2 separate regions of the Homo sapiens genome follow, and region 1 is linked to region 2. The links are chromatin loops, found by intact Hi-C in ENCODE. Cell type or tissue: OCI-LY7. All regions are shown on one strand. Each heading gives the region's core, and the rest is flanking DNA. Links, peaks and the distances in the headings are about the cores only. Region 1 overlaps LINC01999 (long intergenic non-protein coding RNA 1999). Region 2 holds the start of CHCT1 (CHD1 helical C-terminal domain containing 1).

Region 1 (8,332 bases), core at 45-8,044, 150 kb before region 2:
AGGTAAAGAGGCCATTGGATAAGGTAATGCAAGCCTAACCAAGTACTGAAGGTGAAACAAATTCTTCAGTGGGGAGCTAAATTTTAAGCTCCTCATAAGGCAAATGGAATGTTCATAGAGATTTTCCTTCAGAGGTTTCTACTTAGATCATTCTTTGGAATGCTCTATTCCAACCCTTTGATATATGTAGAGGGAGAGGCTAGGCTGCCCTTTCCCAGACACTGGTGAGCTGAGCAGTCTCTGTTAAAAATCTGTATTTATTTTTGCACACAAGTCCAAGAAAACATTATCAATTCTTTACAGGCAAAAGGAGATTTATTGGGTTTATTATTATTACTTTTTGAGACAGAGTCTCACTCTATAATCCAGGGTGGAGTGCAGTGGCACGATCTTAGCTTATGGCAACCTCTGCCTCCTGGGCTCAAGAGATCCTCCTACCTCTGCCTCCCCAGTAGCTGGAACCAAAGGCATATGCCACCATCCCCAGCTTATTTTTTAATTTTTATTTTTTGTAGAGACAGGGTTTTGCCATGTTGCCCAGGTTGGTCTCAAACTCCTGGGCTCAAGCGATCTGCCTACTTGGCCTCCCAAAGTGCTGGGATTACAGGCATGAGCCACCATGCCTGGCCCAGGAGATTTATTAATCAGCAAATGTATGTTGAGTACCTACTTGTACTTGGATCTTAGGTTTTGAGGAGGAAATAGGTGATCAATAAATTAACCAGATAAATTTATACCGGCTATGAAGAAAAAAAACAAAGTAATATGTTACGGTGTTGGGAGTGTGTATATGGTGGCTACTTTTGGTGATCAAGGTTGTTTTCTTTGAGAAAGTGACAGTTGAATTGAGATTTGAATGACAAGATGCTGCCAGTCATGTGAAGCCACAGAAAGAAAGTGTTCCAGGCAGAAGGAACAACTCCTCCACACACCCTAAGACAGGAATAGGCTGGTTTGTTTGAGAAACAGAAAGAAGGCCAGTGTGGCAACAGCATATTAAGCATAGAGAGATAAAAAATGGGAATAGATGTCACCCCACTTAACCAAATAAAACATCGGGAGTGAATAAGTATACTCTTCTTTTTACTTTTTTTGAGATGGAGTCTCACTCTACTGCCCAGACTGGAGTGCAGTGGTATGATCTCGGCTTACTGCAACCTCCTCCTCCCAAGTTCAAGCAATTCTGGCTCAGCCTCTCGAGTAGCTGGGATGACAGGTACCCACCACCATGCCCAGCTAATTTTTGTATTTTTAGTAGAGACAGGTTTTCACCATGTTGGCCAAGCTTGTCTCAAACTCCTGACCTCAAGTGATCTGCCCACCTCAGCCTCCCAAAGTGCTGGGATTACAGGCATGAGCCACCGCACTTGGCCCAGAATAAGTATACTCTTCTTAACTTACTAAGAGCAAAAATGGACTTCAGAATGCTTTCTCACTTGTCTCCTAGTGAACACAGATTGGGTTCCCTTCAAAGCAGAGGCTGAGACAAGGAATTGAATTAAGGTAGTTTATTTGGAAAGTGATCACAGGAGAGATGGAGGACAGTAAAACAGAGGAGCAAAAGATCATATAAAGGTAATTATCCAGGTTGCGACTGTGGAGATCAGGAGCTCCAGTCAGCCAGGGCCTCCAAGAATGATTCTTCCAAAGGAAAGGAGGCTGGATCATCACCTATTCCTGTCCCCCTCTGCCTGAGGGTTACCCTGGACTGCACTTGTCCATGGGTCTAGCAGGTTCCTGTGGCACTGAAGAATGTCCTGGGCATTGAACAAGATGCACACAGGTACTCATGGACACCATTAGTGCTAGGTGCATCTGAACTTGTATGGAACTATTCAGCACAGCTGTGTCTAAAAGCAGAGACATACGGAGGGGACATTATATAAGACCCTAGGGGGTCTGCCATAGGTGCCTCTCATGATTTTTGAAACTTTCTCATCCAAAAAATTATTCACCCCATAATTTCTAATAGGTGTTTATTTGTGTCCCTTCCTGTAGCTGAAATTGAAATGTGAAATTGCTAGTGGGCAGAGAGGAGGAAATGAACCATTTCCCAAACCCAGGACGGAGCAACACAAAGGAAGAAACAGAAAAGGGCTGTAATGGGCTGCTGTGTGACTCAGGAAAGGTGGAGTCACAGATAATTTGAAGTTCCAAGTACTCTCAAAAGTTTCAGCAATTTTTCTGTCTAAACTCAGAAACTGGATCTCAGTTTTGCCCTGACATTTCTCAAAAGAAGATTTCAGGGATCTTATCTGAAAGTACTCCATATTTGAAAGAAAGGAATGCCTCCTATCTTTGTTTAAAATATTTCCAGAGTTTTAAATTACTACTCTTAGGGGTGGGGAGAAACAGTCATGATTTATATGTTTTTTTTCAAACAATAAAGTACCTATTGAATTCTCATATTATGTTTGGAATTTTAGTTTAGCGATTTTCCTGCTGAGTGTAAACTATTCTATGCAGTTGGAGAGGGGACATACTAATTACTAACTTCCCATCATTGCCCAGCACATGAACCTTTGTTCCATATACTTTCCCCAAATATTTTGCCATTACAATAGCTAGCAACTTGGATGTCATAACAACATGAATTGGAACAACCAACATTTTCTTCTTGATGTTAATTCTTTTGTATTTTTTTTTCAGACAGAGTCTTGCTCTGTTGCCCAGGCTGGAGTGCAGTGGCGCAATCTTGGCTCACTGCAATCTCCTCCTCCCTGGTTCAAGTGATCCTCCTGCCTCAGCCTCCTGAGTAGCTGAAATTACAGGCATGAACCATCATGCTCGGCTAATTTTTGTATTTTTAGTGGAGATGGGGTTTCACCATGTTGGCCAGATTGGTCTTGAACTCCTGACCTCAAGTGATCCGCCCACCTCAGCCTCCCAAAGTGCTGGGATTACAGGTGTGAGCCACCGTGCCTGCCCCCAATATTTTCTTTTGAATTATTATGTCATGATTAATTTGGAGGGAAGCAGAAAAGACAGGATAAAAGTCTTCACAGGGCAGGACACGGTGGCTCATGCCTGTAATCCCAGCACTTTGGGAGGCCAAGGCAGGTGGATCGCCTGAGGTCGGGAGTTCGAGACCAGCCTGACCAACATGGAGAAACCCTGTCTATACTAAAAATACAAGATTAGCCGGGCGTGGTGGTGCATGCCTGTAATCCCAGCTACTCTGGAGGCTGAAGCAGGAGAATCACTTGAACCCAGGAGGCAGAGGTTGCAGTGAGCCGAGATCGTGCCATTGCACTCCAGCCTGGGCAACAAGAGCAAAACTCCATTTCAAAAAAAAAAAAAGAAAGAAAGAAAAAGAAAGAAAGAAAGAAAGAAAGAAAGAAAGAAAGAAAGAAAGAAAGAAAGAAAGAAAGAAAGAAAGAAAAAGAAAAGTCATCACAGGCCATTTGGCTGGTTTGTGTGCTGAAGTGGACCCAGCTGGAGGGTTTGCTAAATCCCTGGGCTCACTCTCGTGATTATCCCATGACTGGTTGTTATCATGAAAACCTTACTAGCTCTGTCCACTAGGTGGCATTTTCAAAATAGAACGTATAAAATTATTTTGCAAGATCTGCTTTTGCCAAATTAGAGAATGATTCAAAGTTATAAGGTTGATGTCTAGTTTCAGAGAGGGTGCATCCTTTAGGAAGAAACTAGACCCGTAAGGACTCTCATCACTAGATGAGAAAGGTAGTATATTACATATTGCCAGGATGTAAGAGAGATTTCTGTTGCCAGCCCTCTGTTAGCTGCAGAGAATCAGATGTCGTCTGGGCTCATGTGCGACTTTTAATACAAATTTGGCAGAGGGTAGAATAGAGGTTTATTAGGATGCGAGGGAGAAAAGGGAGGGGCCTGTTATGAAGAAAGGCTGTGAACATAGAAGTCTAAAGGACACATGAAGAAAACTTTTCTCAGCTATAATAGTCCTGAACATTTTTCTTTTTCCTTTTTTTAGATGGAGGCTCACTCTGTCACCCAGACTGGAGTGCAGTGGCACAGTCTCGGCTCATTGCAACCTCCGCCTTCCAGGTTCAAGCGATTATCCTGCCCCAGCCTCCCGAGTAGCTGGGATTACTGGCACGTGCCACCACACTGACTGATTTTTGTATTTTTAGTAGAGACAGGGTTTCACCATGTTGGCCAGGCTGGTCTCAAACTCCTGACCTCAGGTGATCCACCCACCTCAGCCTCCCAAAGTGCTGGAATTACAGGCGTGAACTACTGTGCCCGGCCAAAAATATTCTTAAGAAATAGGGAGGATGTCTGGGACCCGAAAGGATTTTGTAAACTAGCAGTTAGTGATTTCAGAAACTGCTGGATCTCCCTCAGAGAAGGCCCAAGTTCAGGAAAATGTTGAAAGATACCCTCTGAAAGCAGCAAATGAAGAGCAGGGCTGGGACTAGCGCAAGGCAAGTGAGGAACCGGTCGTGCACAGATGCTCACCCACAGTGTCCTCCAAGTGCAGGTATATGGAAAATAGAACTTTTTAATCAGGAGCAGTGGCTCACACCTGTAATCTCAGCACTTTGGGAGGCCAAGAGAGGATCACTTGAGCCCAGGAGTTCAAGACCAGCCTGGGCAACATAGTGAGAGACCCCATCTCTACAAAAAAATTCAAAAATTAGTGAGGTGTTGTGGTGTGGGCCTGTGGTCCCAGCTGCTTGGGAGGCTGAGGTGGGAGGATCACTTGAGCCCAGAAGGTCAAGGTCACAGTGAGCTGAGCTGGCGCCACTGCATTACAGGCTGGGTGACACAGCAAGACCTGTCTCAAAAAAAAAAAAAAAAAGAAAAGAAAAGTTATATTTAATTTTGTTAATTAATTTGGTTTTTTGAAATGAGGGTCTCTTTCTGTCACCCAGGTTGTACAGTGGCATGATCAAAGTTCACTGCATCCTTAACCTCCTGGGCTCAAGTGATCCTCCCACATCAGCGTGCCAAGCAGCTGGGGGACCACTGGTATGTGCCACCATGTCTGGCTAATTTTTGTATTTTTTGGGAGAGACAGAGGTCTCACTATATTGCCCAGGCTGGTCTTGAACTTCTGGCCTCAAATGATCCTCCTTTCTTGGCCTCCCAAAGTGCTAGGATTACAGACATGAGCCACCATGCCCAGCCAAATAGAACTTTCCTACAGTTCAATCTTAATTTATGACCTTGAGTCCCCATCCTGCCTGAAGCAGAAAACAATCTTATTAATCTAAGGCAAACTAAATCAAATTCAATTATATCTCAATTCATGTTTAAAATACCTTAGTTTACGTTTCTTTCTACTTGATCTTTCTTCCTTTTGGAGTTAATACTCCTGGGAAGGGGGGTAAAAATGCTACCAGGGTGGTTGTAAGAGTGAGCAGAGGTTGTGACATTCTCAGTCTCTACCTATCTGGTCATCTCTGCTGACTGATTTTATCTTCTTTCTTAATATTTTTTGCTTTATGAGACAGAAACTGCTTTTGAACTTACAAAACAAAATTTACTGACTTTCATTTCTGACATTCCACAGTGATGTCCCCACCTGCCTCAGCCTCCCAAAGTGCTGGGATTACAGGCATGAGCCACTGCATCCAGCCCTCTCAGTAATTTCATCTCTAGGAGTTTATCTTAACAATAACACATAGGTGCACAAAGATGTAAAGAAGGTGGCAATATTATTAATAATATTAAAAATTAAATAAGTTGTGTCCATTAGGAGGAGATGGATTAAATTGTGGTACATCCATTATAATACTGTTAAGATTCTTCTGACTATAATCTGAGCGTGGTGGAGCATGCCTATAGTCCCAGCTACTTGGGAGGCTGAGGCAGGAGGATCACTTTAGCCCAAGGAGTTTGAGGCCAGCCTGGGCAACATAACAAGACCTCATCTCTAAAATAAAATAAAAAATTATTATTATTATTTTAAGCAAAAGAAACAGACTGGGTAGTTTTGGGGAAAATGAAAATATGTATTTCATGAAAAGGAAGAAAAAGCTGAAGAATTATTGTGCAGAAATGGATGGAATCAAGGCAGTTTCAGAGAAGATTGAAGGAGTTGTCCTATTTGTATAATTATTATTATTATTAAGACATAGTTTTACCCTGTCACCTATGCTGGACTGGAGTGGCATGATCTTGGCTCACTACAACCTCCGCCTCCTGGGTTCAAGCGATTCTTGTGCCTCAGCTACCCAAGTAGCTAGGACTACAGGCACCTGCCACCATACCCAGCTAATTTTTGTATTTTTAGTAGAGATGGGGTTTCACCGTGTTGGTCAGGCTGATCTCAAACTCCTGATCTCAGGAGATCCACCCTCCTCAGCCTCCCAAAGTGCTGGGATTACAAGCGTGAGTCACCGCACCAGGCCTATTCACATAATTCTGTATTCTGCGTGTGTATGTGTGTTTAACAAGAAGGACACATTATAATATTTAAAACTTTAGTAATGATTTTTTTTTACAATGGCTAGCATGAATAACGTAATCTTAGGGCAGCAATTTAGATTTATCAGGCTCAGTTTTACTATTTGTATAGATCTTCAAGTGACTCTTTCCAAATTCTCCTAGATGTGGTCTATTAGTTATCTGTTACTGCATAGCAAATTACCACAAAATTTGATGGCTTAAAACAACAAACGTTTCTTATTTCATAGTATCTGTGGGTCATAAATTGGGAAGGGGCTTAGCAGGGTGGTTCTGACTTAGGGTTTGTTTGTCATGAGGTACAATTTAGATATTGACTGGGGCTTCAATCTCTTAAGACTTGACTGGGGCTAGAGAATCCACCTTCAGGATGGCTCACTCACATGATGACTGTTAGCAGGAGGCCTCAGTTTCTTGTTGGCTCTTGGCTGAAGGCCTCAGTTCCTCACTACAAGTACCTCTCCATAGGGCTGCTTGAATGTCTTCACACCATAGCAGCTAGTGACTGATCCAAGAGACAGCAAGGCAAAAGCCACAAAGTCTTTCTATACACTAGCCTTTGAAGGGACATACCATTACTGTTGCAATTTTCTACTAGTCACACAGAGCAAATCTGGTACAATATGAGGGGACTACAAAAGGGTAAACACCAGGAGGCAGGGATCACTGGAGGTCATCTTGGAGGCTGCTGTATGGCAGATGTGCCTAACAGAAATAATTTAAGCATACCCGGAGAATGACCCTATGGCCTAAGAAGAATGTGTGTTCGGACGGCCCAGGGCAGTGGCTCATGCCTGTAATCCCAGCACTTTGGGATGCCAAGGCGGGTGGATCACCTGAGGTCAGGAGTTCGAGACCAGCCTGCCCAACATGGTGAAACCCCATCTCTACTAAAAATATAAAAATTAGACCAGGAGCGGTGGCTCATGCCTGTAATCCCAGCACTTTGGGAGGCCAAGGTGGGCAGATCACGAGGTCAAGAGATCGAGACCATCCTGGCCAACATGGTGAAACCCTGTCTCTACTAAAAATACAAAAATTAGCCGAGCATGGTGGTGCACACCTGTAGTCCCAGCTACTTGGGAAGCTGAGGCAGGAGAATCGCTTGAACCTGGGAGGCAGAGGTTGCAGTGAGCCAAGACCACACCACTGCACTCTAGCCTGGCAACAGAACGAGACAGCGTCTCAAAAAAATAAATAAATAAAAATAAATAAATAAATAAAAATTAGCCAGGCATTTTGGTGCGTGTCTGTAATCCCAGCTATTCAGGAGGCTGAGGCAGCAGAATCGCTTGAACCGAGGAGGTGGAGATTGTAGTGAACTGCACTCCAGTCTCCATCTCAAAAAAAAGAAGAATGCGTGTTCGGAACTCTGAGCTAAAGAATCTCTGGGAGTTCAATTGCTGGTCGGTTCACTCCTGGAACCTTCACTAACCAGATCCAGGAAACCTTCTGGGAGCCACAGCTTCTGGTGGTTATTGATTCCAACAATCCAACAACGACCACCGGCCTGTCACAGAGGCAACTTATGTTAATCTTATCTACCATCGCTCTGTGCAACACAGATTCTCCTTTGCGCTATGGGGACATTGCCATCCCATGCAACAACAAAGGAGCTTACTTACGGGTTTGATATGGTGGATGCTGGTTTGGGAACTTCTGTGCATGCATGGCACCATCTCCTGTGAACACTCATGGGAGCTCAGGCCTGATCTCTACTTTTATAGAGATCCTAAAGAGGTTGAAAAGGAAGGCCAGGTGTGGTGATTCACGCCTGTAATCCCATCACTTTGGGAGACCAAGGTGGGTGAATCACTGAGGTCAGGAGTTCAAGACCAGCCTGGCCAACATGGTGAAACCCGGTCTTTACTAAAAATACAAAAATTAGCTGGCATGGTGGCACGTGCCTGTAGTCCCAGCTACTTGGGACACTGAG
Region 2 (8,332 bases), core at 27-8,026:
TATCTGCAGAGCAGTTAAGGGAGTATCCTTGTAACAGGGTCTATGGAATTCCTTTTTTTTTTTATTCACTCTATCACCCAGGCTGGAGTGCAGTGGTGTGATCTCGGCTCACTGCAACCTTGGCCTCCCGGGTTCAAGCGATTCTCCTGCCTCAGCCTCCCGAGTAGCTGGGATTACAGGCGTGCACCACAACGCCTGGCTAATTTTGTATTTTTAGTAGAGACCATGTTGGCCAGTCTGGTCTCAAACTCCTGACCTCAAGTGATCCACCCACCTCGGCTCCCAAAATGCTGGGATTACAGGCATGAGCCACCGCACCCAGGGTCTACGGAATTCTAAGGAAACAGGCACCAAAGAACTCCAAGGAAGTGGGTCAGAGAGCAGGCTGACCTCATGATTCATGCTGAATGAGCTGCAAGCTCAGTTAATTTTCATTTTTCCCCTCTTTTTTTCTGATTAATTTTATAAAGTTTCTAGGGACGGTTTCAATATCATTAACCCTAGTTACAGATGAGAACAATGAGGCATCAAAAGATTTAAGCAGCTCCTTGGGGGAATGAACAGGGATTCATTTACTCACTCACTTGGCAAATGTTTACTGACTGCATCAGACTGGGCCCATTTCTTTGCATCCCTAGCCTCTAGCATCGTCATGTGATATGGTTTGAATGTGTGTCCCCTCTAAATCTCATGTTGAAACGTGATCCCCAATGTTGGAGGCAGGGTCTGATGGGAGGTGTTTGGGTCATGGGGGTGGATCCTTCATGAATGGGCTTGGTGCCCTCCCTGCCCCAATTAAGTGAGTTCTCACTCTGTCAGTTCATGTGAGAGCTGGTTGGTAACAAGAGCCTGACACGCCCTCCTCTCTCTCTTGCTTGCTCTCTCACCATGTGACAAGCTTGCTCCCTCTTCATCTTCTGTCATGCTTGTAAGCTTCCTGAGGCCCTCACCAGAAGCAGATGCTTCGTGTACAGCCTGCAGGACTGTGAGCCAAATAAACCTCTTTTCTTTATAAATTGCCTAGCCTCAAGTATTCCTTTATAGGAATGCAAAATGGACTAATAAACCATGCATCTAATGACTATTCAGAAAAAGTGGATGATGGTGATGATGAGAAAGAACCTTTGACCACAAAAGTGGGGCAAAGAAAGCTGAAAATTAGGCCAGGCCCAGTGGCTCACGCCTGTAATCCCAACATTTTAGGAGGCTGAAGTGGGTGGATTGCTTGAGCCCAGAAGTTCAAGACCAGCCTGGCCAGCATGGCAAAACCCAATTTCTACCAAAAATACAAAAAAATCAGCTAAGTGTGGTGGCACGTGCCTGTAATCCCATCTACTTGGGAGGCTGGGGCAGGAGAATTGCTGGAACCCAGGAGGTGGAGGTTGCAGTGAGCCGAGACTGAGCCACTGCACTCCAGCCTGGGTGACAGAGCAAAACTGGGCACAGTGGCTCACACCTGTAATCCCAGCATTTTGGGAGGCCGAGATGGGTGGATCACCTGAAGTCAGGAGTTCAAGACCAGCCTGGCCAACATGGCGAAACCCCCTCTCTACCAAAAATACAAAAATTAGCCAGGTGTGGTAATGCATACCTGTAATCCCATCTACTCAGGAGGCTGAGGCAGGATAAATTGCTCCAACCCAGGGGGCAGAGGTTGCAGTGGGCCAAGATCATGCCACTGCAGTCCAGCCTAGGTGACAGAGTGAGACTCTGTCTCAAAAAAAAAAAAAGAACAAAGAAAAAAAGAAAGCTGAAAATAAGTGGCAACAAAGTGACTGTGAAATAACACTAGAAGTCAGAACTGGATTTGCCCCTCACCTTTCAAAAGCTTCTCAGAAAAGTATGAATTCTAGTCTGTGTTCGGGGAGAACAAGGAAGATCCCGTCCAGACCACTCTGAAGGGAAAGGCCAGGGGGAGGGAGGTGCATGGAGAGGAGATGGGACACAGGCTCCTCCAGGTCCTAGAGACAGGACTCTGGCTGATCAACTCCTCCAACACAGCACACACACCACACAACCACACACAGACCATGTGTATACATACACATACTCTCAAGTCTTCATAACCAACAATGAGAGGCGACCTCTTCCCCATCATCTCGCCAGGAACACAGGTCATGCATAAACTTCTGAATGAATGAAAGTTCTTGTGCTTTAGGCCTCTTGCTATCTCAGGTACCCTATCATTGTTCTTCTCTTCTTTCCTGAATTTCATGTTCTCTACTTTCCAAAACCAGCCCCTCCGGGACCCTCCTTCCCTCCCTCCCTCACACCCCACTTCACCTGCTCTAGTGGCTTGTCCCCTTCACCCCCTTGCCCATCTGAGGCCTCCATCTCAGCAGGTGTGCCGGTAGGCTCCAGGGTGGCACTCCCCACGTCCCCTCTGGCTTCTGACCCACTGCTTCTGTGACCTAGCCGTCTCAGGGAGTGGGCGGTTTGGCTCCAGAACTCGGAGCAAAGCCACGGCAACCGCCAACACAGAACCCAGCCCCCCACCCCGCTCCCATTTCCTCATTCTTAGGGGTGGCTGCAGCTGGCCCCTCCAGCTGGGATCTGGACTAGGGAACGGAGCAAGATGTGCGGGGTCGAGCGAAGACTTTGGCAGAGCGCACAGCAGGCCAGGAGAGGCTGGCGCCCCTTCTCCCAAGAATACTGTCAGATGCTGATCCTGACACCACCTGGTAAGGCTGTTGAACTCATTTTCCTGCACGTGTGCCATTCCTGCCTGCTGGGTTACGCCGTGGTGGGGGCTCCCCGAGAGGAAAGCACAGTTTGTAAAATTCTTTTCTGATTTGGGACAGAGGTCTAGGGAGAGCTGAAAGGGAGAAGGGACACAGTGAGCCAGCACTGCCCCTGCGGCCTCCAGGAAGTTGTTAATAATAAGCCCTCCGTGCTGGGTGCTGGGTGCTGGGTACTGGGTGGGATGTGTGTGTTTTGGGGGTGTATAAAGATCCCCGCCAGTGCCTACGGGCTCTGTAACCCTCCCCGCGGCCTTCCCTGGGGCAGGTACCGCAGCGGTCCCGCTTCACACAGGAGGCGCTGAGACGCGGGCAAGTCCCGTCGCCGGCCTCGTGTGCGCAGCCACCAGGCGGGGAGCCGGGTGTCGGCGAAAGTCCCGCCACCCCGACTCTTCCTACCCGCGAGCCCTCCAGGGACCCGAGGCCGAGGGCGGAAACGCGGTGGGCAGAGTCCGGGTGTAGTCTGAGTTGGCCGGGCAGGGCCGGGAGGTGCTCAGGAGGCCCCGGGACCCTCGCCCCTGGCGCGGCAGCAGCGCCCCCTCGCGTCCCTGGGCGGCACACGGCGGGGTCCCGGCGACGAGAGACCGTTGCCCCCGCAGTTTCCTCACTCGAGCCACCTTTTCTTCCCTGAAACTAGGAATTCCTTCTCCCGGACCTTCCTTCGTGTCCTCTGGGCCCGGGCCCAGTTGTCCCCACTCAGTGTGGCCCTGTTCTTCGCCTGCCTTCGCGACAGTGCGGTGGGACCGCCGTCGGCCCGGGCCTCCCCTGCCACCCAGCGGCCACCTCGGGCACAGGAGAGGGGCATAGCGGCTTCAAGTAGGGGTAGCCCGGAGGCCCGGAGCTTTGGAGGAGCACCCTTTGAGTCCAGAAACTTTTTAACTTGTCCTCTATGCCAGCATGTTCAGCAAACGTCTTGTTGTTATTGTTGTCGTTGTTGTTGTTGTAAGGGGAGGAATAAACCTTCCACTTATCCGCCTCCAAGATGGAAGGTCTGTTTTCTGATCATTAATTCCAGATTATTTTGCGAGTATTAAGAAGGATAATTATATTGGCAAGAGCAAGGGGAAAGGAACCTTTACATACGTTCCTACTGGCAGTGAGATTGGTAAACAATGTATTTTAAAGTGTTTAAATGTGCATGCTCTGTGACTCACCAATTCTACTTATAGGAGGAATTAGTCCTAAGGAGAGAAGATGATGAGGACTGTTACAATAGTGACAATTTGGAAACAATTGCAGTGTCACTAATAGAATACATAAATCATGGTATATTCATAAAAACATGAAATATGTCACTATATATCTATTGACATGGAAAACAGGAACTAAAAGGTATGATTCCATTTTTGTACATATATATTTATATATGCATAGAAAAAAGTCTTGAAGGATACACTTCAAAATATCAAAGGTAATTTTTCACTTTCTTCACATATTATCTGTATTTTTAACAATAACAATTATGCTTTACTTTTACAGTCAGGAAAGAGGTTTTTTTGTTTGTTTGTTTGTTGTTTGTTTTTGAGACGGAGTTTTGCTCTTATTGCCCAGGCTGGAGCAATGGCGTGATCTCGGCTCACTGCAACTTCCGCCTCTCGGGTTCAAGCCATTCTCCTGCCTCAGCCTCCCGAGTAGCTGGGATTACAGGCTTGTGCCACCGCGTCTGGCTAATTTTGTATTTTTAGTAAAGACGGGGTTTCTCCATGTTGGTCACGCTGGTGTCTAACTCCCGACTTCAGGTGATCTGCTTGCCTCAGCCTCCCAAAGTGCTAGGATTACAGGCGTGAGCCACCGCGTCCGGCCAGGAAAGAGTCTTTTTTAAAAATCTACTCATAAGGATTAAATAACATCATTAAAAACATTATATAATGCTAAGTTTTAAAACAACATAATTCTGCCGGGTGCGGTGGCTCACACCTATAATCGCAGCAGTTTGAGAGGCCGAGGTGGGTGGGTCACCTGAGATCAGGAGTTTGAGACCAGCCTGGCCAACATGGCAAAACCCTCTACTAAAACTCTCTACTATTTTTAGTCTCTACTAAAAATACAAAATAAAATAAAGTAAAACAAAATAAATAAAATAAAACAAAACAAATAAAATAAAATAAAATAAAATAAACAAAATAAATAAAATAAAAATAAAAATACTAAAAATACAAAAATTAGCCAGGCGCGGTGGTGCATGCCTGTAATCCCAGCTACTCAGGAGGCTGAGGCAGGAGAATCGCTTGAACTCGGGAGGCAGAGGTTGCAGTGAGCCAAGACCATGCCCCTGCACTCCAGCTAGAGCAACAGAGCAAGACTCCGACTCAAATAATAATAATAAAATAATAATAATAATAATAATAATAATAATAATAATAATAATAATTTTTTTTAACCTTGAGTTGCAGGTTTGTTATATAGATAAACCTGTGTCATGGGGGTTTGTTGCACAGAATTTTTTTTTTTTTTTTGAGATGGTGTCTCGCTGTGTCACCCAGGCTGGAATGCAGTGGCGCCATCTCTGCTCACTGCAAGCTCCGCCTCCCGGGTTCACGCCATTCTCTTGCCTCAGCCTCCCGAGTAGCTGGGACTACAGGCCCCTGCCACCACGCCCGGCTAATTTTTTTGTATTTCTAGTAGAGACGGGGTTTCACTGTGTTAGCCAGGATGGCCTCCATCTCCTGACCTCGTGATCCACCTCAGCCTCCCAAAGTGCTGGGATTACAGGCATGAGCCACCGTGCCCAGCCTGTTGCACAGATTATTTTGTTACCCAGGTATTAAGCCTAGTACCCATTAGTTATTTTTCCTGATCCTCTCACTTCTCCCACCCTCCACTCTCTGGTAGGCCCCAGTGTGTGTTGTTCCCCTCTACGTGTTCATGTGTTCTCATCATTTAGCTCCTACTTATAAGTGAGAACATGCGGTATTTGGTTTTCTGTTCCTATGTTAGTTTTCTAAGGATAATGGCCTTCAGCTCCATCAATGTTCCTGCAAGGGACATGATCTCGTTCTTTTTTATGGCTGTATAGTATTCCATGATGGATATTACCACATTTTCTTTATTCAGTCTACCATTGATGGGCATTTAGGTTGATTCCATGTCTTTGCTATTGTGAATAGTGCTGTAATAAATATACGAGTGCATGTGTCTTTATGGTAGAATGATTTATATTCCTTTGGGTATATATCCAGTAACAGGATTGCTGGGTTGAATGGTAGTTCTGTTTTTAGCTCTTTGAGGATTCACCACACTACTTTCCGCTATGGTTGAACTAATTTACACTCCTACCAACAGTGTAGAAGTGTTTCTTTTTCTCTGCAACCTTGCCAGCATTTGTTATTTTTTGACTTTTTAATCATCATCATTCTGACTGGTGTGAGGTGGTATCTCACTGTGGTTTTGATTTGCATTTCTTTAATGACCAGTGATGTTGAGCTTTTTTTCATATGCTTATTGGTTGCATGTATATTTTCTTTTGAAAAGTGTCTGTTCATGTCCTTTGATGGCTTTTTAATGGGGTTGTTTGTTTTTATTCTTGTAAATGTATTTAAGTTCCTTTCAGATGCTGGATATTAGACCTTTGTAGGATGCATAGTTTGCAAAATTTTTCTCCCATTTTGTAGGTTGTCTGTTTACTCTATTGATAATTTATTTTGCTGTGCAGAAGCTCTTTAGTTTAATTAGATCCCATTAGTCACTTTTTGCTTTTGTTGAAACTGCTTTTGGTGACAGAACACAATTCTGAGAAGATGCAGTAGAATACAAAAAAGGAAAAGTTAATAGTAAAAAAAAAAAAAAAAAAAACAGAGGCCAGGCACGGTGGCTCACACCTGTAATCCCAGCACTTTGGGAGGCCAAAGCGGGTGGATTGCCTGAGGTCAGGAGTTTGAGACTAGCCTGGCCAAGATGGTGAAATGCTGTCTCTACTAAAAATACAAAAATTAGCCAGGCGAGGGGTCTCACGCCTGTAATCCCAGCACTTTGGGAGGCTGAGGCAGGCAGATCACCTGAGGTCGGGAGTTTGAGACCAGCCTGACTGACATGGAGAAACCCCGTCTCTACTAAAAATACAAAATTAGCTGGGCGTGGTAGCACATGCCTATAATCCCAGCTACTAGGGAGGCTGAGGCAGGAGAATCGCTTGAACCTGGGAGGCAGAGGTTGTGGTGAGCCGAGATCGTGCCATTGCACTCCAGCCTGGGTAACAAGAGTGAAACTCCGTCTCAAAAAAAAAAAAAAAAAGATTAGCCGGACGTGGTGGTGGACGCCTGTAGCCCCAGCTACTCAGGAGGCTGAGGCAGGAGAATCGCTTGAACCCAGGAGGCAGAGGTTGCAGTGAGCTTCGATTGTGCCACTGCCCTCCAGCCTGGGCGACACAGCAAGACTCTGTCTCAAAATAAAAATAAAAATAAAAATAAATAAATACATAAAAATTTTAAAAATCAGGCTGGGCACAATGGCTCAAGCCTGTAATCCCAGCACACTTTGGGAGGCTGAGGCAGGCGGATCACTTGAGGTCAGGAGTTCGAGACCAGCCTGGCCAACATGGCGAAATCCTGTCTTTACTAAAAATACAAAAATTAGCTGGGTGTGGTGGCAGGCACCTGTAATCCCAGCTACTCAGGAGGCTGAGGCAGGAGAAACGCTTGAACCTGGGAGGCAGATGTTGTAGTGAGCCGAGATCATGGCACTGCACTCCAGCCTGGGCGACAAGAGCGAGACTCTGTCACAAAAAAAAAAAAAAAAATTAAAAATCAGCTGGGCATGTGGCTTATGCTTGTATTCTCAGCACTTTGGGAGGCCAAGGCAAGAGGATCTTTTGAGCCTAGGAGTTAGAGACCAGCATGGGCAACATAGAGAGACTCCCCACCAAAAATACAGAACATAAAAGGGTATGTATGCTACACTTCATAAGTGGACACAAATATGGATCAAGACTGGAAGAAAATACAGTTAAAATAAAAAGAAAGAAAGAAAGAAATTTGCTGGGCACAGTGGTTCACACCTGTAATCCCAGCACTTTGGGAGGCTGAGGTGGGTGGATCACCTGAGGTCAGGAGTTCGAGACCAGCCTGGCCAACACGGTTAAAACCAGTCTCTACTAAAAATATAAAAATTAACTGGGTGTGGTGGTGCATACCTGTAATCCCAGCTATTTAGGAGGCTGAGGCAGGAGAATGGCTTGAACCCAAGAGGGGGAGGTTGCAGTGAGCCGAGATCACACCACTGTACTCCAACCTGCGTGACAGATTGAGACTCTGTCTCAAAAAAAAAAAAAAAGGAATTGGATATATACATACATATATAAATACATGAATATATGTGTGTGTGTGCATGTGTGTGTATATATATCCCCAGTTCAATTCAGAAGGAGGAAATAACTGTTAGTACCTCAAAGCTTAGCTGTCCCTTCCTGTTCCCTAATCCCAAACTACCATTTTCCCTGCCAGAGCTTTCAGCAAGCCCTAGGCTTTGGATGACTGCCCTATTCTCATAATGGTTTTATTATCAACCATGGGGAGTAGCCTGAAGAGACAATTGAACCTAACAGCAGCCAGGAATAATGGCTCAACATTAACTAAGACAAAACAAAAATCCATTGCCTT

What was found. Peaks named below come from ENCODE experiments on the same cell type or tissue, not always from the same donor. Only the 100,000 strongest peaks of a DNase experiment are listed, where the experiment ranks them.
Region 1: a loop joins it to region 2, with 2.0 times the contacts of the local background. A loop is called at or near these places in 12 of 110 quality-filtered maps.

What each region holds. Positions count from the first base shown.
Region 1 is chr17:60,565,129-60,573,460 of GRCh38, reverse strand. It overlaps LINC01999 (long intergenic non-protein coding RNA 1999), which reads right to left. Exons shown (of 4, transcript NR_126009.1): 2 at 8,022-8,128. It also overlaps the pseudogene RPSAP66. Among named protein-coding and RNA genes, the nearest start is that of LINC01999, 4.7 kb to the right of the region's middle. In OCI-LY7, for the core only: a CTCF peak has its summit at 3,529 (motif pointing right); a DNase peak (open chromatin) is centred at 3,500.
Region 2 is chr17:60,416,595-60,424,926 of GRCh38, reverse strand. CHCT1 (CHD1 helical C-terminal domain containing 1) reads right to left here and starts at 2,438. Exons shown (of 6, transcript NM_181707.3): 1 at 2,284-2,438. The coding sequence starts at 2,334. It overlaps LOC105371850 (a long non-coding RNA gene), which reads left to right and starts at 7,522. Exons shown (of 3, transcript XR_934893.3): 1 at 7,522-7,618. It also overlaps a transcript of USP32 not described here. RefSeq lists silencers at 2,902-2,971, 3,082-3,181, 3,192-3,611. In OCI-LY7, for the core only: CTCF peaks have their summits at 3,204 and 3,417; DNase peaks (open chromatin) are centred at 3,226 and 3,516; H3K4me3 peaks cover 711 bases.